Linked DNA regions of Homo sapiens: region 2 is linked to region 1. Evidence: read pairs that join two places in POLR2A ChIA-PET (ENCODE). Cell type or tissue: Caco-2. All regions are shown on one strand. Links, peaks and the distances in the headings refer to the core of each region. The heading gives the core; the rest is flanking DNA.

Evidence for each region. Peaks named below come from ENCODE experiments on the same cell type or tissue, not always from the same donor. Only the 100,000 strongest peaks of a DNase experiment are listed, where the experiment ranks them.
Region 2: POLR2A ChIA-PET joins it to region 1 with 9 read pairs; 1 of 35 experiments calls an interaction of 5 or more read pairs at or near these places.

What each region holds. Positions count from the first base shown.
Region 1 is chr1:152,648,641-152,658,740 of GRCh38, reverse strand. LINC00302 (long intergenic non-protein coding RNA 302) reads right to left here and starts at 3,264. Exons shown (of 2, transcript NR_145430.1): 1 at 3,194-3,264; 2 at 1,937-2,430. It also overlaps the pseudogene LCEP3. In Caco-2, for the core only: a CTCF peak has its summit at 4,533 (motif pointing left); a DNase peak (open chromatin) is centred at 4,550.
Region 2 is chr1:152,394,240-152,404,339 of GRCh38, reverse strand. It overlaps the pseudogene HMGN3P1. Among named protein-coding and RNA genes, the nearest start is that of CRNN, 15 kb to the left of the region's middle. In Caco-2, for the core only: CTCF peaks have their summits at 5,068 (motif pointing left), 6,412 and 6,624; a DNase peak (open chromatin) is centred at 5,059.

The DNA.
Region 1 (10,100 bases), core at 656-8,655:
CTCTCCAGTCCTCCTGGTTTTATGCAATATCTATGCACTTACTTCTCAATCAAAACCAAGACAGAACCCATCATTTTTCATGACCCAGAGAGCACTATTTATAGACTATCATGGGATAAAACTATGTTAATTACATATGATCACTACACACACACACCAACACCCTCACTGCCTATGTCCATTTATATCCAGTATTTCTATCTTCTTAATCACTGGAATTAGAAGAATTTCAGTGTTAGATGAATAGGTCACATTAATTAAATATTATAATTGTAATCACTGCATATCTATGCCTTGGGATTTCCGAGAGCAAGGAACTATTTTTCAAAGATTCTGGCTGAGCAAATTAGGTAATCATTAAGCAGGTCTTACAAGAGTAAATGAGAGAAGGATATGATCAGGTGAATTAAAAAAAAAAACAGAACATCTCTAAAGAGAAAACAATTTGAGGATTTCCTGGACTGTCCTCCATTAGTAAGCTCAAAAATCAGAGTTCATTAATTCACTCTCACATACACTCAGCAAGTATTGTTGACTATGTGGTCAACTCTGGAGATACAACATGACGTGAAGGAAATATAATCTCTCCCCACTGTGACTGTGTTTCAATGTAGAGACAGAAGCTTGACAAATAAAAGAAAATATATAATTACTAATTATAAATAGTTCTCAACTTACCATCGTAAGTTCAACTTAGGATTTTTCAACTTTATTATTTCGGTAGAAATTATACTTGGGATTTTGAATTTTGATATTTTCCAAAGCTAGCAATACATCCTATAAATGAAAGTCTGTGTTGATGCCTGGCATGCTGCTGCAGCTCCCAGTCAACTATGGGGTTGCAAGAGTAAACAGTCAATACTCTATGGTGTACGCTGTTGCCAGATGATCTTGCTCAACTATTGGCTAATGTAAGTGTTCTAAGCCTGTTTAAGGAAGGCTAGGCTAAGCTATGATGTTTGGTAGGTTAGTTATATTAAGTGTGTTTTTGGCTTAGGATATTTTCAACTCGCCATAGGTTTATCTGGACATAAACCCATCATAAGTTGAGGAACATCTGTATAGGCATTCAGGTGGGTGGAACTATCCCACTGCAGGTTTTCAAATGTTGCTAGGAATTCCCATTGAGACCTAACCTTATTTCTCAAGGCCTTTCCTAACTGACTATTCTGGAGGTCCAACAGAGGTGAGTACTAAGATTGCTTAATAGCTCTCCACCACATCAATCAGAAGGGTCTGTAGGCTGGAGAAACTGTAAGCTGGATGTCTTTGAGACATCCCCACCCCGAGGCTGTAAGAGTGAAAAGGACAAGGAAGAACCACATAGGCATCCTCTCCGGCTCACTGCACATTTGGAAATGGGCTTCTATTTTGATGTGTGGTTGTCAAGAGGGCTTAATTCAATTAGCTTTACCTGTGCATGAGAAGGAACAAAGAATCAGAGCAGGGGATAATATGCTTCCTTCATTTGGACTCAGGGAAACCATGGCATTCCTCTGCAGAAATCCTCTTTTATGTAACAGCTAGCTCCGCCACAGAGACTGAGCACAAAATTATACATTTATCTCATATTTTATCGTAAGAGCATTTAGGAAACAATGTCTTTTATATGCAAGGACATTTTCTTTCATAGTCACCTAAAAGACAATTATTTAAAGGAATATTTTGAACATATTATAGTAATATTTTCCCCGATACACCATTATATCCTTAATTTATTTATTTCAACAGTGTGTTCATATTTTAGGTTATTTATTTCATCTTATTTTATTTATTAAAACAAAGCATTTATGTATTTTTAAAAGTTAATTTATGTTGGAGGGTTGATTTTTCTTCTATTCATCCAAAGTTAGGAACCTTAGCAGTGTATTCAGGAAGAAGAAATGGGAATTGGTAAGTAGATGGAAACATAAAATATTTAAAAATAGAAGCAAGGAAACTTGAAAATATTTATTGTGGCAAAGCAGCTTGTTCAGAGCAATCACATCCAAACTTCAAGAGAGCAAATTTTTGAGCCCAGCCCCAAGCCACTGTGCCAATGGCTGCTTCTGAGACACACCTCAGGCATAGCAATGCTCTGAGGCAAGAGCTCTTGAAGGTATGAAAGGCACTGATGAACGAGATGCATGAGACTGGTGCAGGTTGTTGGTGTTTCGGTTACTCAGGTGATGCTCAAAGTCCTGGTAGCAGCAGCCCCAAAGCAATAGCTGGAGCTCTGATGCCAACATCAGCTGAAGCCACAGCAGCCCCAAAGCTAGGCCCACAGCAGTCCCAGAGCTAGGCCCACAGCAGGAAGAGACTTGAACAGGGCACCTTAGGAGGGCTCTTAGGGGGACATTTTGGGGGGCACTTGGTAGTGGGCCCTTTAAGAGGAGGCTGGCACAGCTGCTGGGTTTGCTGGCAGGACATCTTTGTGGGAGTTCAGTCAACCTAAAAGCCAATAGAGGTGTTTTATAGACTTGTTAAATCTTAGATCATTGTTTCCTCCTTTGGAATCTACCCTGGGGCTGCTGACATATTGAACAAATCATAACCCCCCACCCTCCCCCACACACACACAGTCAAGCCAAAGCCTCCATCTTGTTCATTTCTCTGTCTCTAAGATATGGCACAGTTCTTGTCACATAGATGATGTCCAATAAATGTAGATTTCCCCCTGAAATGGAAGCACCACAAGAGCAGGGATTATCCTCCCCTCTTTTGCATACTTCTATATTCCAATGTCTAGAATAACACCAGGTAATTAGTAGGAGCTCAATAAATAGCTGGTGATATAGGAATAATATATGAATGAATAAATAAAGGAGAAAAGAAAGGTAGCCAAGAAGGGAGGGAGGAAGAGATTGGGGAAGGGAAGGAGGGAGGGAATTATATCTGAGGTAGAGGAAAGGATACCAGTTGGCATTTCATGGTAATATTGGGTATTGCCATTTTCTCTGTGTGCCTCTGCCATCTTCTCTAAGCATCTAGAAATGGATCTATGAGATGTGAATAGCGTGGAATAATCCCTCCCCAGCCAGCTGACTCAGTTGCCAGAAGCCAGATATTGGCAAGAATTTGGATTGGCTAATCCCTCTAATTCCCAGGGACTCTTAATTCCCAGGCTGGATCTTCCTAGGCCAACATCTCTCCTCCTATTACCCTCTTTTTTCCTGTCTTTCCTTTCCCCCTGTGATTTTCAACAGCTACTTACCCTTTCAGTTGTGCTCTGTCTAGGTTCCAAAAGATCCACTCACCCTGGTCAGACCCAGGTGTGGAGCAGGCAGTCCCCAGGGTGTCAGGGCAGATGAGAAGCGGGGTCCTGACACACATTTTATAGGCAGGCACTCGCCTGACTGGGCCTTAGTGAGCCATGGTTCTGGGTGGAGCAGGAAGTGGTTCCTCCCATACTGGGGCATCTGCAGGGTAATTCCTGACATTTCCCTCCCTGTCTCTTCAATCCATCCTTCCCAGGGAGATACTGAGTTACTCTTCTGAAGCTAGAGAACGAAATCTCATCAAAGTATATTATTTCCTAGGCTGGGACTCCATAAAGCGGCATAGGATTCCTGACCCTTGAGACAAGAATCTGGTTTCTCAAGACTCTATGGTCCTGTTCCTTCTTGGAAATAAATAAATAAGTTTCCTTTCTTCCTAATTCAGTCTGTGATCCAGCTTCTCACTCTCTTTCTCTTTTCAAAAACATATATTAACTGTAACTTTTTAAAGAGGATTCTTTTTTTAAATGTTTTTTCAAAATAAGGGATCCTATTGCATTCATTGAATGTCGGTGTTCTCCCTGTCTATCAAAGTTCTTCTGTAAGAACTGGATACTTACACTCTTTCCCTTCACAAAGTCTTCCCAATTTTAAGAAACTATGTTTTACTCTTACATTTTACTTAAACATTTGACATTTCAATGACTTTCTGCTAGCAAGAAATAGTATAAATATCTACGATTTCTTAAAACGTCAGGTACAATTGCTTTTGAACTATATAGACCTATTTTCACTTTATAAGTCACATTTTTCTGCCAGTAAAATTGTTACAAGTTCGCAAAATGAAATAAGTACATTATTATTTCAGGATATTCTTTTTGTCCATCAGTTCCTCCATGTTAACCTATTAGAGATTTGTATCAGTCTGTGTCCATTCAGGAAAACAGAAACACTCCTTATTTTGACAGAAACAATAAGCATTGGATTAAACAGGTGTTAGAGGATTGAAAAGGCAAATATGGAGAATTCTAGCATCACGCGGAACAGCTATTGCCACACTAAGGATAGGGAACAAGGGAAAGGAGATGGACTTCTTGAAACCTAGGAATTTAGAGGAGAGACCTGCAGAGCGAGAACCCAAGCTTCTGAGGTGGGACACTGGCTAGTGGGGCCGGTGCTTCTGAGGAAAGGAGAAGAGGATAGTTCTGGAAGTGTGGAGAAAACTGGGAACAGGAACCAACTGCTGCTGCCAGATTAAAAAAAAAAAAAAAAAAAATCTATAGGGTGACACTTACAGGCCTTTCTTTCTCTCCTGACTTCTGCGTCTCTTGCGCCCCCTAGTGACAAAACCTAATAGAGGACTGCCCGCGAAGTAGAACCACGGTTGCAAAGCCCAGGCCAGCATCACGAAGTAGAGCCCAGAAGGGTAGGTTTGGAGCTGACAGACAAGAGTTTATCAGTCCACAGAGAGCTGCTGGGGTAGATGGAGAAAATAGAGAAGCATGTTTCAAGCAGGGATGCGTGCATGATTCCACACTTTAAAAGTGCAACTAAAGTCAGTAAATGCAGAGTAAGTAGATCTATATGACTCCAGTTGAGGGTTTGCATTGCTGAAAAATGGAAGGAGGAAGACTATATTTAAAAGCCAAGTTGTAGTCAGCAGATGAAGTTGAAAATTAGGAGAAAATTTTTTATTTAATTGACTTCCTTCTATCAGTAGCAAGGAGACAGTGCAAGCTTTTGTGCAAGGCTCAAAGTGTTTAGGGTCCAACAGCAGACTGGGAATTTAAAAAAAAGTCCTCTAGCTCTGGCTTTGCCTGCATTTTCATTTGTGACTTGGGATCAGTCATTTCACCTCTGTGAGCATCAGTTTCTCTGTCTAAGGTCCATCTGACTTTAAAAATGTAATGGCAATATAATGAAAGCAGTTTTATGTTTTTTTTTAAAGTGCTTATCTGTAGCTCAAGCAAGGAGAAGAAGCACGATTATTCTCATATATTTTCTTTTTTAAGAGATATTGTTATGTCACCTAGGCTGGTCTCAAACTCCTGGTCTCAAGCAATCCTCCCACCTCAGCCTCCTGAGTAGCTGGGACTACAGGCACATACCACCACGCCTGGCTCTAATAGATTTTAAAATGTCTTTTGATAACAAAAAATTTCATAAAATTCTAGTGTCAGTCAAAATGAAGAAAAAGAAAAAATAACCTAAACTTGTGAGTTCCAGTTCAAGAAGGCTGACTGAACACATGCTGCAGACTTTTGCTAATTACTGTTTAGTGGAATAAGAATATTCTCTTTGATTACAGGTTTTCAGAGGTCTGTATTGAGAACGGTATTAAAGTTTGTTAAATTTTTTTCTACATCTATTGAGATGATCTTTTTGTTTTTTCTTTAATCTGTAAATGCACTGATTATATTGGTAGATTTTCTAATTACAAAACATACCTTCCCTTGCAAACTTTCCTCATTAGATAAGATGAAATAGTTATTGAGAGACCAGTTCTCCTAACTAACATAACTATAAAACTCAGATTAAACCAGAAATTGTGTTTTGGAAGGCAGCAGAGAAGTGCTGCAGCAGTGTGAACTGGAGGAGCTAAGACTCCAGGGAGAGGAGCTGACTTCTGCAACCACTTTTAATCCTGAGAGTATTTGTCAATTCTGGGCAGGTAAAACACTAAGAATCCAGATTTTAAGCATGGAAAGAACATAGCTGGGAGACAAAGAAATCAACTGAGCCTGTAGCAGAGACATGGGGGCCCTCAAGTGCACACCTAGTTTTCCCCTAAGGTATTTGACAAGTTCAGGGATATGTAGGACAATAAGCTAAAACCTAAGTGGGAAGTCTCTAGAACGCTGCAAAGCTTTTTATGGTTGATGAGACTAAGATTAGAGTTCAGGAATATATCTGTTAACTATGGCCTCAATTATAGTGCACAACGACAACGTAATAAACAAAATGCATAGAACAATTATTTATTTAGCTTGTGAGAGTGCAGGTCTTCAGGGTGATGGAGGTCAAATGTGACCTAGGCTGGGCTCAGCTGGGTGGTTCAGCTCTGCTCCACGGGTCTTTCATTCCTCCTTTTGGGTCCTGTAGGCTATCTTGGACATGTTTTCCTTGTGGGCATGGGATACCATCACTGCTCCGTTATTCTATTGACCAAAGAAAGCCAGAAGGCCAAACTCGAGGTCAAGGGATTAGGAAATATATTTTGCTCCTCAGTGAGGGGAACTGCAAAGTCACAATGCATAAGGGCATGAATACTGGCAACAATGCAATCTATCTCTACCATGGGAAACCAAGGGAGGGGAGGCATCACCAAATACTTCAGGCAAATTCTAGATTTATTGAAGACTTGAAAGGAGAAGAAAAGCGTATATCTTTATTCAGAAAAAATAAAAGCAAATATATATTATGTTATCTGAGTGAAAAAATAATTTAAATATTTAAAATTGAGGAAAACATAAATGTGTATACCCAGAAAACAATGAAATAAAATGAGATGGCACACAATATGAAAAATTTTACCATAAATAAAGCAAAAATGTATATGAGTGAAAACTAATTGTGAACAAATGAACTTTGATGTGTATGCATAGTTAGTCTAAATGAAGAATGGAAATGAGCAATATAAGTCCTCTGTTAAGATTCTTAAAATATAAAGAGCATACTTCAGGGGAAATTTTGGCAGTCAACATGCATGTACTACCTAGATTATCTCTTGTCCCTTTTTACTGCTCTTGTGCACACTGCCCACCCCAACCCCCACCTTCTGTTGTTTTCTCACCTTCAACAGCCAGTACCTGCAGCTCTTCATCAGTATCTAGGCTGCCCTTGAGTTCTGGAGCCACTTTGCCCATACATGCAGAGAGCTGGAAGTACTAGGGATGTCCAGGTGGGCAGGTTCTAAATTCCCTTAGTTTTCTCCCATCTGAGAATGTCTCTATATCACCTTCATTGTTGAAAGACAGAAAATTATTTGCTGCATGTAAATATCTGGTTGACAATTGTCATTTTTGTTGTTTTCCTTCAGTACTTTAAAAATGATAAGCTACTTTCTTCTGGCCTCTGTGATTTCTGATAAGAAATCTGCAATGATTTGAATCTTTGCTCCTGTTTTAGTGATGCATCATTTTTTCTGGCTGTTTTCAAGATTACTCCTGTGTCTTTAGTTTTCAGCTGATGTTATCAGGGTTTTTTGAGCTTAGCTTGGGATCACTCTTGGTGATTTCATGAGTTTTGGGTTCACTCTGATTCTTGAAACTGTATGTTTATTTCTTTTACTAAACTTGAAAAGTTTCAACTATTATTTCTTCACACATTTTTTTCAGTTCTACACTCATTCTTCTGTCTTTCTGGGATTTCAATGACATAAATGATAGATTTTGTTATTGTCTCACAGATCCCTGATGCTCTGCTAATTTCTTGTTTGTTTTTCTCTCTGTTGTTTAGATTAGATTATTTCTCCTGATCCATTTTCAAGTCTACTGACTCTTTCTTTGTCATCTCCTTCTGCTATTAAATTTATCCAGTGGCTTTTTGAAAATTTAATTATTGCATTTTTTAGTGTTAACATTTCTATTTGGTTCTTCTTTATATTATTATCTTTGCTGAGACTTTTTATTTTAACATTATTTCAATAGTGTTTATAATTGCTCATTTGAGCATTCATATAATAGCTGCTTTAAAGTCTTTGCCAGATAATTTCAATATTTGTGTTATCTGAGCATTGGTTTCTGTTTATTGTTTCTTCCTATGCGAGTGACATTTTCGTGGTTCTTCTTTTGTAAAGTAATTGTTTGTATGCTGGATATTTTTAACATTCTAAACAAGACTCTGGATCTTGTTTAAATTTGATGGAAAATGTTGATGTTTTCATTTTAATGGGCAACCTTCCATGTAAAACTATTCCAATTATCAATTAAGTTTTTGAGGTTTTTGTAGTGCTGTTCATAACTGTCCAGAGTGAGTGCCAACCAGCATCAGCCTGAGATCTGGGAAGTAGAACCTCTATTAATAAGTTATCACTTTTTTGTCTGCTAATGAGGATCAGAGCCTTGCACGTGTGTCCTCACAGCAAACTCTGGAATTCATAAACAATTTTATGGGGTCTCTTTCCTGAGCTTCTGTCTCTCTCTCTGCAATCTCCTCAGTACTTTCAGGTTCAGCGAGGCTCACCTTCATGGTCTTCTTGCCAGAAATTGAGCCTCTAGTTACCCTTCTCTCCACACATTTATATGACTAGGCCCATGTCTAGGACCAAGAATTGGGAAGACAGTGAGAGAAAGAAAGCAATAGGGGTTGGCCCCACCCTTTTGGGATTACAGCTCCATGAAATGGAGAAGTAGTTCCTCTTCTCACATTTTATACTCCTGCTAGCTCCCTTATCAGCTGTTGTCACTGCCATCCACCATGGAGTTGCCTGAGATATGGGGTATGAAAGAACAAGGAGATTGAAATGGGGGACTTCCACATCTTCTATGGGCTTACCCTTTTGCTCCTCAAGCCAGAACTAGCTGACTTCTTCAAAAACTCTGTATGTGCCCCCACAGCTCTCATTTCCAGGTTTCCACCTGCATTAAGTTCAGGCCAGGAGAAACCAAAGGAGGAAAAGTGAAGCTATGCACCTTTTCAGTTCTACTTTTTTAATTCTCATGTCCTTCCCCTATCTGTCTGCTGCTATTTCTAGCTCCCAACTAGCTAGTTCCTGTCAGTCTTCCCAGGTTTTATAGTTGCATTGAGTGGAAGAAAGAGAATTTTACTCCATACATAGATAAAAGTCTCTGAATTATAATGTGAAGTATTTATTCTAATTCATTGTCTTTCTTTCCTTCTTCAGGTATACAAATTATATGTAAGTTAGATCTCCATTGTCTGTCTTCTATATTCATTACCTTCTGTCTTATCCTTTAGGGGTTTTTGTTGTTGTTATTCTTTTATATTTTCTAACTTGTGTGTCCCTTACTGTACATTTAGTTGTATTTATTATTCCTTGGATATCTCATAAGGAGTTTTGTATTTTGATTCAATTTCTTTTTTCTTGTCTTTTGATTCAACTTCTTTTCATATTCAGTATATTTATAATACTTTTTTTAAAAAAGTATTGGTCAGGGGCAAAAAGTGCTGATGAATTAAGAATTTACTTCATAGAACATCAAAGAATCTTATGTATTCATTTTAAACAATGGTGAATTATTTCTAATACCTCTGATGTTAGTGGAATCTTTTTAAATGCTTGTGACTTTATGTTTTTATCATTTAGGCCTGTGAATTCATATTCTGCTGGGGAGTATTAGAGATTCTGACTGGAAATAATTACGAGGGAAAGGCTCCAGTGTCTCTGTCAAGCCCCCAGTGAGGTCAAGGCCCCACTTTATAGTCCAAGCATCAGGAAACCAGCTCATCAGGTGAGGACTTTACCTCGATACTTCTCCTTCCCCCTCCCTGGCAAAAAATATTACCTACCTTTTAGATTGTAGTCTACCACCTTCTAGGGGGTCGGAGAAAGAAGGATGAGGATGTGAAACTCAAACTAATTTAATTCCCAACCATTTTCCTGAGTTCTTCACAGGAGCAGGGTTTCTCTATGTTTCCCTGGCTTTACTCAAGAGGGGACTTAATCCTCCATGGTAGCTCCCTGACCACCATACCCTGGGATCTGAAAATAGTTGAAAGGAAAACTTGGCAAGAACTCTCATCCTTAAGGATGAGAAATATTTTTAAATAGAGGAGTCCCAATTCCAGAATAGGCAAACAAACAAACAGCAACAACAACAAATACCCAGAAAACCCACCCTGGCAAGACTAATCTAGGTTAAAAAAAGAGAAGTTATCATCAAATATTATAAATTAAAAAGTTATGTATCTTCATAACAATAATAAAGCAGAGAACAAAAT
Region 2 (10,100 bases), core at 724-8,723, 250 kb after region 1:
AAAGTAGTTCAGAGCCCAGAGGCCTAAGAGAGGGGCCCTAAACCCCTGTTTAAGCATTCATGTAACATTCAAGGCAACTAGGCTGCTCCATCTCAGGCCCACCCCCTCCATCTCCTGTAGGGACTTACTGGCCATCCTTGACTTTTAAAGTTTGCACATAGAGGCTTCTTTCAAAAAATGTGCACGTTATTTTAGACAAGAGGGAAAATTTGTGGAAAATACAGAGACTTGATGGGAATGAAGTATTTACACTTTCTGAGACAGACTCTATTTTGTTCAAAGGATAGAGTAATCATCCTTCCAAATCATATCAAACACATTAAAATGTACACACAGACCACTTAAATACAATTTTTGCTGACAATTTTTTGAAAAAAATTTTATAGTTTTGTTTTTGGAATTAGGACATAAGTTGTACATTTGCCTCATTTTAGCTATGACTTCTTTGCAACTACAGAGCACGTTTTTGAAAAAATATATACATTAAAATTGCTTAACAAGTAAGAATTTTTTATTACTACTAAATTTAACAATAAATGAGATTCACAGAGCTTTATATCTAGACATTTAAATTTAAATGTTTATAGATTTCCATTGCACATTTATTTTGGAGCTGACACACAGGTATACCTATGGAAAGATATCTACATTTTAAATATTTTAAACCTCAAATTGTCAGCAGGTGGCCATAACTATCCATGTTTTATTAAAATCACATAAAACCTAGGTACAAAAGCACCACTGATTATTGATCTAGAAAAACTGCATGAATTATAACAAACTGTCTCTCAGACCACAGTGCAATCAAACTAGAACTCAGGATTAAGAATCTCACTCAAAACCGCTCAACTACATGGAAACTGAACAACCTGCTCCTGAATGACTACTGGGTACATAACAAAATGAAGGCAGAAATAAAGATGTTCTTTGAAACCAATAAGAACAAAGACACAACATACCAGAATCTCTGGGACACATTCAAAGCAGTGTGTAGAGGGAAATTTATAGCACTAAATGCCCACAAGAGAAAGCAGGAAAGATCCAAAATTGACACACTAACATCACAATTAAAAGAACTAGAAAAGCAAGAGCAAACACATTCAAAAGCTAGCAGAAGGCAAGAAATAACTAAAATCAGAGCAGAACTGAAGGAAATAGAGACACAAAAAACCCTTCAAAAAATTAATGAATTCAGGAGCCGGTTTTTTGAAAGGATCAGCAAAATCGATAGACCACCAGCAAGACTAATAAAGAAGAAAAGAGAGAAGAATCAAATAGATGCAATAAGAAATGATAAAGGGGATATCACCACCAATCCCACAGAAATACAAACTACCATCAGAGAATACTACAAACACCTCTATGCAAATAAATTAGACAATCTAGAAGAAATGGATAAATTCCTCGACACATACACCCTCCCAAGACTAAACCAGGAAGAAGTTGAATCTCTAAATAGACCAATAACAGGCTCTGAAATTGTGGCAATAATCAATAGCTTACCAAAAAGAGTCCAGGACCAGATGGATTCACAGCCGAATTCTACCAGAGGTACAAGAAGGAACTGGTACCATTCCTTCTGAAACTATTCTAATCAATAGAAAAAGAGAGAATCCTCCCTAACTCATTTTATGAGGCCAGCATCATCCTGATACCAAAGCCAGGCAGAGACACAACCAAAAAAGAGAATTTTAGACCAATATCCTTGATGAACATTGATGCAAAAATCCTCAATAAAATACTGGCAAACCGAATCCAGCAGAGCATCAAAAAGCTTATCCACCATGATCAAGTGGGCTTCATCCCTGGGATGCAAGGCTGGTTCAATATACGCAAATCAATAAATGTAATCCAGCATCATATAAACAGACAAAAACCACATGATTATCTCAATAGATGCAGAAAAGGCCTTTGAACAAAATTCAACAACCCTTCATGCTAGAAACTCTCAATAAATTAGGTATTGATGGATATCTCAAAATAATAAGAGCTATCTATGACAAACCCACAGCCAATATCATACCAAATGGGCAAAAACTGGAAGCATTCCCTTTGAAAACTGGCACAAGACAGGGATGCCCTCTCTCATCACTCCTATTCAACATAGTGTTGGAAGTTCTGGCCAGGGCAATTAGGCAAGAGAAGGAAATAAAGGGTATTCAATTAGGAAAAGAGGAAGTCAAATTGACCCTGTTTGCAGATGACATGACTGTATATCTAGAAAACCCCATTGTCTCAGCCCAAAATCTCCTTAAGCTGATAAGCAACTTCAGCAAAGTCTCAGGATACAAAATCAATGTACAAAAATCACAAGCGTTCTTATATACCAATAACAGACAAACAGAGAGCCAAATCATGAGTGAACTCTCATTCACAATTGCTTCAAAGAGAATAAAATACCTAGGAATCCAATTCACAAGGGACGTGAAGGGCCTCTTCAAGGAGAACTACAAACAACTGCTCAATGAAATAAAAGAGGATACAAACAAATGGAAGAATATTCCATGCTCATGGGTAGGAAGAATGAATATCGTGAAAATGGCCATACTGCCCAAGGTAATTTATACATTCAATGCCATCCCCATCAAGCTACCAATGACTTTCTTCACAGAATTGGAAAAAACTACTTTAAAGTTCATATGGAACCAAAAAAGAGCCCGCATCGCCAAGTCAATCCTAAGCCAAAAGAACAAAGCTGGAGGCATCATGCTACCTGACTTCAAACTCTACTACAAGGCTACAGTAACCAAAACAGCATGGTACTGGTAACAAAACAGAGATATAGATCAATGGAACAGAACAGAGCCCTCAGAAATAACACCACATATCTACAACTATATGATCTTTGACAAAGCTGAGAAAAACAAGCAATGGGGAAAGGATTCCCTATTTAATAAATGGTGCTGGGAAAACTGGCTAGCCATAAGTAGAAAGCTGAAACTGGATCCCTTCCTTATACCTTATACAAAAATTAATTCAAGATGGATTAAAAACTTAAACGTTAGACCTACAACCATAAAAACCCTAGAAGAAAACCTAGGCATTACCATTCAGGACATAGGCATGGGCAAGGACTTCATGTCTAAAACACCAAAAGCAATGGCAACAAAAGCCAACATTGACAAATGGGATCTAATTAAACTAAAGAGCTTCTGCACAGCAAAAGAAACTACCATCAGAGTGAACAGGCAACCTACAAAATGGGAGAAAATTTTCACAACCTACTCATCTGACAAAGGGCTAATATCCAGAATCTACAATGAACTCAAACAAATTTACAAGAAAAAAAAATGACCCCATCAAAAAGTGGGCGAAGGACATGAACAGACACTTCTCAAAAGAAGACATTTATGAGCCAAAAAACACATGAAAAAATGCTCACCATCACAGGCCATCAGAGAAATGCAGATCAAAACCACAATGAGATACCATCTCACACCAGTTAGAATGGCAATCATTAAAAAGTCAGGAAACAACAGGTGCTGGAGAGGATGTGGAGAAATAGGAACACTTTTACACTGCTGGTGGGACTGTAAACTAGTTCAACCATTGTGGAAGTCAGTGTGGCGATTCCTCAGGGATCTAGAACTAGAAATACCGTTTGACCCAGCCATCCCATTACTGGGTATATACCCAAAGGACTATAAATCATGCTGCTGTAAAGATACATGCACACGTATATTTATTGCGGCACTATTCACAATAGCAAAGACTTGGAACCAACCCAAATGTCCAACAATGATAGACTAGATTAAGAAAATGTGGCACATATACACCATGGAATACTATGCAGCCATAAAAAATGATGAGTTCATGTCCTTTGTAGGGACATGGGTGAAATTGGAAATCATCATTCTCAGTAAACTATCTCAAGAACAAAAAACCAAACACCGCATATTCTCACTCATAGGTGGGAACTGAACAATGAGAACACATGGACACAGGAAGGGGAACATCACACTCTGGGGACTGTTGTGGGGTGGGGGGAGTGGGGAGGGATAGCTTTAGGAGATATACCTAATGCTAAATGACGAGTTAATGGGTGCAGCACACCAGCATGGCACATGTATACATATGTAACTAACCTGCACATTGTGCACATGTACCCTAAAACTTAAAGTATAATAATAATAAAATAAAAGAAAAAGAAAAACTGCATGAAAAACTCAAATATGCACAGTAAAAACACCACAGTATACACAGGACTAAATTTTAAAGCAAGTGCATGGAATGCTGAATCAATCTTACACACAGTTTCCAATATTAAACTGATATTTATTTTACTTGAGGATGATGGAAATGTCCAAAAAGCATGATTATGAGAGGGTAAAATGTCCATCCTTACATATTTTTGTATGCCAACTAGTAGAGTCCTAAAAAATTAGCATTTAGAAAATACTTAGTAAAAACAGCTTTTAAAAGTTCACCTAAGAGATACATAAAATTAACCTGTTTTTCATGACAATTTATTCTCCCTGGTTATCTCCAGATTCAGTTTTCTGTGCCTCTTCAGCTTTAGTTTCATCATTTTCAGCTGGTGCAGTACCTTCCTTTCCAGCTTCCTACTTTTCCTTTCTTCTCTTTAGCACCTCTGCTAACCTTTGCTCCAGGTTCTTTCTTAGCAGATGTTTTTCTTGGTTTGGGTCCAGGTTTTGGTGGAGGAGGTTTTGCTGACAATCTGGGAGACCATCTTGTGGGCTCCTGTTTAGTTACTTTGGAGCCATCTTTGCCCTCTGTATTCTCTGGAGACTTTCTCTTCTGCATAGTGGCTATGTCGGTGTAGCAAAAAGTAAAGCAACGGGCTGGAACTGCTGGCGCCACCTCTGGATGCTGCCTCTGCCGCTGCAGCTGCTCACGCACAGGGCATGGCATAGCCCCTATCTATTTATTTTTGATTCAAATATTTTTGTTGGCTCTTGCAGAGCTCATAAGTCCCAGTCACATTGGATTGGTCATAGTGTGTAAAATGGCCCTGTCCTCAGGGACACTCAGGGCTGAAGACTCACTACAAAGGCCCAGAAAACCTCTTTCACCAGGTAGCTTCCCAGTCTGCATAGACAGCAAGTATACTGTGCTGCTGTCCCCTGGTGGCAGTTACGACTAATACCTGTAAAGGAGCTCTGGTAGTAAATGTGATTTTGCTGGAATAGGAAGGAAGGTGGCATCAGACGTGGGAATGGGCTCAGTGGTGTGGTCTTGGGCACAGCAGCACCCAGAGTAAGTGGCCCTGAACCCTCACTAGTGAAGCTACCAGTAGTGAGAGCAGCCCCAGGCTGCTCTGAGCCTTGGGGCTGAGTGTGTGTGTGTGTGCATGCGTGTGTGTGTGTGTGTTTAAGGAGTGCCCTTCATGGAGCCACTCCTACTGGCAACTGTCTTCCAGCAACTATACATCTACATCATTTCCAGGGCCTTGGCACACTGTGTGAGGATGTCCTGATTATCCCACCTGGGAAAGCACATTTCTGGAGCAGTCCCTACAGAGAGGCAGGGAGGTCAACATCCTGTGGCTCTCCCTCCTCAAGGCAGAAAGTGATGGTCTGTGCACTTCTCCTAGGAGCCCTGAGACCAAGGCTATAGCCTGCTGTTGTCCTGGTCACTCACAGAAGGCTGTGGATTCAACTCCCAGGACTGATGTAGGCCACCACTCAGCTCTGTGTGACACGTCCTCAGTGTTCCCCATTTATCCACGAGCTACAAATAATTAATAAATGATGATTCCCTTGGCCACATCTTTAGAAAGTAAGCAGAGTTCGGGCTGGAATGAGCACATCCTATTCTTACCTACTTCCATTCAATGGAGGGAAAAAAAGCTAAGAAACTAAAGCAGCCGAATGGCTTTGCCCCTAGGGTCTGCATGAGTGGTGAGAGGCTTACAGATCCACAAGGCCCAGTTCTTTTAGAGGGGATGAGGGTGAGGGTGTGGGCCTGTTGGAACAGACAAGGCTAAACTTTCAAGGCAGCATCACCTCCTATCCATCATGGCTGAAAGGGGCCTCTGGACCTTCTTTTCACAGCACTAAACACCCTCCAGGGGAGAGGCTCCCCATTCCATGGTACTATCGGGTGGTTATGAGCCCATGGCTCTGGGTGAAATGCAGAGAAGACACTGGTTCTGGTTTATCTAGGGATTCTCTGGAAAAGAGCTGATACTAGAAAGTGACAAAAAGAGGAATACTTTTTGGAGAGGTGTCCTGGGTGGCAACATAGTAACATGTACTTTTGGAATTCTCTGGTGTTCTGTTTAGAAAAGAAAAGTAAATCAGTTAGGTAACCAGAGAGCCAGGTGGTGTACCAGACCCAGGATTTTTGTGTTTGTTTTGGATTTTTTTTCCTCTTATTTTTAGTTGATACATAATAATTGTACATATTTATGGGGTATAGAGTAATATTCTGATACATATACACAATGCATAATGATCAAATTAGGGTAATTAGCATATCCATCACCTCAAACAATTGTCACTTATTTGTGTTAGGAACATTCAGAATCCTCCCTTCTAGCTTTTAGAACATAGACAATAAATTATCGTTGACTATATTCACCATACAATGCTATAGAACAAGGGTACCCAAGTCCATGGTTTGTTAGGAAACAGGCCACACAGCAGGAGGTGAGCGGCAGCAGAGTGAGCATTACCGCCAGAGCTCTGCCTCCTGTCGAACACTATTGTGAACTGCACATGCAAGGGATCTAGTTTGCATGATCCTTATGAGAAGCTAAGACCTGATGATCTGAGGTGGAACAGTTTCATCCCTAAACCATCCCCTCAGCCCTTGGGGACCTTGGAAAAATTGTCTTCCACAAACCAGTCCCTGGTGCCAAAATGCCGGAGCCTGCTACTGTGGAACATTAGAATTCACTCCTCCTATCTAGCTGTAATTTTGTATCTGTTAGGCAACCTCTCCCAATCCTCCCCTCCCCTCTACTCTTTCCAACCTCTAATGCCCCCAATTCTACTCTCTACTTCCATGGGATCAATTTATTTTTACCCCCACATGCGAAAAAGAACACGTGGTCTTTATCTTTCTGTTCCTGACATTTCACTTAATGTAATGTCCTCCAGGCTCATCCATGTTGCTGTGAATGACAGGATTTCATTCTTTTTTAGACTGAATAGTATTTCATTTTGTATATACACACATGGTCATTATCCATTCATTTGTTGATGGACATTTAGGTTGATTCCATGTCTTGGCTACTGTGAATAGTGTGGCAAAAAACATGCAGTTGCAGGTATCCCTTTGATATACTGATTTCCTTTTCTTTAGATACATCCCGGGTAGTGGGACTGCTGAATTATATGGTAGTTCTATTTTTAGTTTTTTGAGAAAACTTCGTACTGTTTTACATAATGGTTGTACTAATTTACATTCCCACCAACAGTGTATAAGAGTTCCCTTTTTTCCACATCCTCACCAGCACTTGTTATTTTTTGTCTAACAGTCCTTTTAACTGGGGTAAAATGATATCTCATTGTGGTTTTGATTTTCATTTCCCTAATGACTAGTGATGTTGGGCATTTTTTCATATAGCTGTTAGCCATTTGTCTGTCTCCTTTTGAGGAATGTCTATTCAGATCCTTTGCCCATTTTTAATAGGATTATTTGTTGTTGAGTTGAGTTCCTTGTATGCTTTGGATATTAGTCCCCTATCAGTGAATAGTTTGCAAATATTTTCTCCCCTTCTACACGTTGTCTTTTTACTCTTTTGTTTCCTTTGCTGCGCGGAAGCTTTTTAGTTTAACATAGTGCCATTTGCCTATTTTTGATTTAGTTGCTTGTCCTTTTGAAGTCTTAGCCATAAAATCTTTGTTCAGACCAATGTCCTGAAATATTTTCCCTGTTTTCTTTCAGTAGTTTTATAGCTTTGAGTTTTATGTTTAAGTCTTTAATCCAGTTTGAGTTGATTTTCATATACGGTAAAAGATAGGGGTCTAGTTTCAGTCTTCTGTAAATGGTTATCCAGGTTTCCCAGCACTATTTATGGAAGAGGGTGTCCTTTCCCTAGTGTATGTTCTTGGTAACTTTGCTGAAAAATCAACTGGCTGTAAATATGTAAACTTATCTCTGAGTTCACTGTTCTATTCCATTGGTCTATGTCCAACCCAAGGTTTTCTCAGGCTTTGTATAATTTTGTACTGAGCAAGCAGGAACTCAGTCAATGCATATTTTTAAATTTCCTAAATAAAGAAATACAAATCCTTTTTTAAAGTAAGAAAAATTAGCTATGAACCATCATATATTTATCACAGAGAAATCAAAAAAGACACAAGCAAAGAGATTAATATTTTAAAAAACCAATACCAGAAATAACCACTGTTATTTAATTCCTCTAGACCCTCTTCTATAGGCAAATTACCATACAGACATCTATATGAAAGTGTATGTCTATATGTGCAAATTTATATGTAAATTATATCTATAAATTGTATATCTATATGCAAAACATACACAATATAGACCTTTTGCAAACTATATATGCATATACACCTATATACTATACAAATATGTATGATTGTGGAATAGCTTCTATGGACTATTTTCAGTGATTTAGGGCAGCCCATGTTAGTAAAGTTTGGTGGTTAGGACTGTGTGCTTGGGAGCAAGTTTACCTAAGTTCAAACCTCGGCTGTGTACCTTAGAAGAGATGTGTCCTTGATCAAGGCACATGCGTTAATTATCTCATCTCTAAAGTGGAGAAAATAATGGTATTTCCTCACAGGTAGTTGTGAGAATAGCTAAATCCATATATTTATTTAAAAGTGCCTGACACATGGCAGGGTAAGCCCTCAACAAGTCTTTTTTTTTTTCATCAACTTTCATTTCCTGGGGTACATGTGCAGGATGTGCAGATTTGTTACACAGGTAAGCATGTGCCATGGTGATTTGCTGCACAGATCAACCCATCACCTAGGTATTAAACCCCAGCATCCATTAGTAATTCTTCCTGATGCTATCCCTCCCTGCTCTGCCAGACCCCAGTGTGTGTTGTTCCCCTCTATGTGTCCATGTGTTCTCATCATTTAGCTCCCACTTATAAGTGAGAACATGTGGCATTTGATTTTCTGTTCCTGCATCAGTTTGCTGAGGATAATGGCTTCCTGCTCCATCCATGTCCCTGCAAAGGACATGATCTCCTTCCTTCCATCTTATGACTGCATAATATTCCAGGGTGTTATGTACTAACATTTTCTTTATCCAGTCTATCAAAGAAACTATCATCGGAGTGAATAGAAAACCTACAGAGGGGGTGAAAAATTTTGCAATCTATCCATCTGACAAAGGTCTAATATCCAGAGTCTACAGGGAACTTAAACATACTTACTAGAAGAAAACAAACAACCCCACTAAAAAGTGGACAAAGGACATGAACAGACACTTCTCAAAATAAGACATTCATGCAGCCAACAAACAAACATGAAAACAGGATCAACATCACTGATCATTAAAGAAATGCAAATCAAAACCACAATGAGATACCAATCATCTCACTCCAGTCAGAATGACAATTATGAAAAAATCAAGAAACAACAGATATTGGCGAGGTTGTGGAGAAAAAGGAACGCTTTTACGCTGTTGGTGGGAGTGTAAATTAGTCCAAACATTGCAGAAGGCAGTGTGGTGATTCCTCAAAGATCTAGAAGAAGAACTTCCATTTGACCTAGCAATCCCATTACTGGGTATATACTCAAAGGAATATAAATCATTCTATTATGAGGATACATGCACTTGTTTGTTCATTGCAGCTCTATTCACAATAGCAAGGACATGGAATCAACCCAAATGCCCATCAGCTATAGACTGGATACAGAAAATAAGTTTTAAGTGAAGCATTTTTAAGGCCATTTATAAAGCAAAGAATGTTTAAAGAAAGAGAAAAAGATACAAATGGTCCTAATCAGACAGACCATCACCCAATATAGAAGATTCTCATGGGCTAGACTTTCATTCTATGAATATAATTGTGGCTTCTAGCAGGTGTTCTAGACCACAGCTCAACCTGGGGATTTCCATCTCAAAGAAAACCTAAGGACTAGGGCTAAATCCATGTATTATTCTAAATGTACCAATGTAACACCAACCCTCCTGCCTTCTCTCCC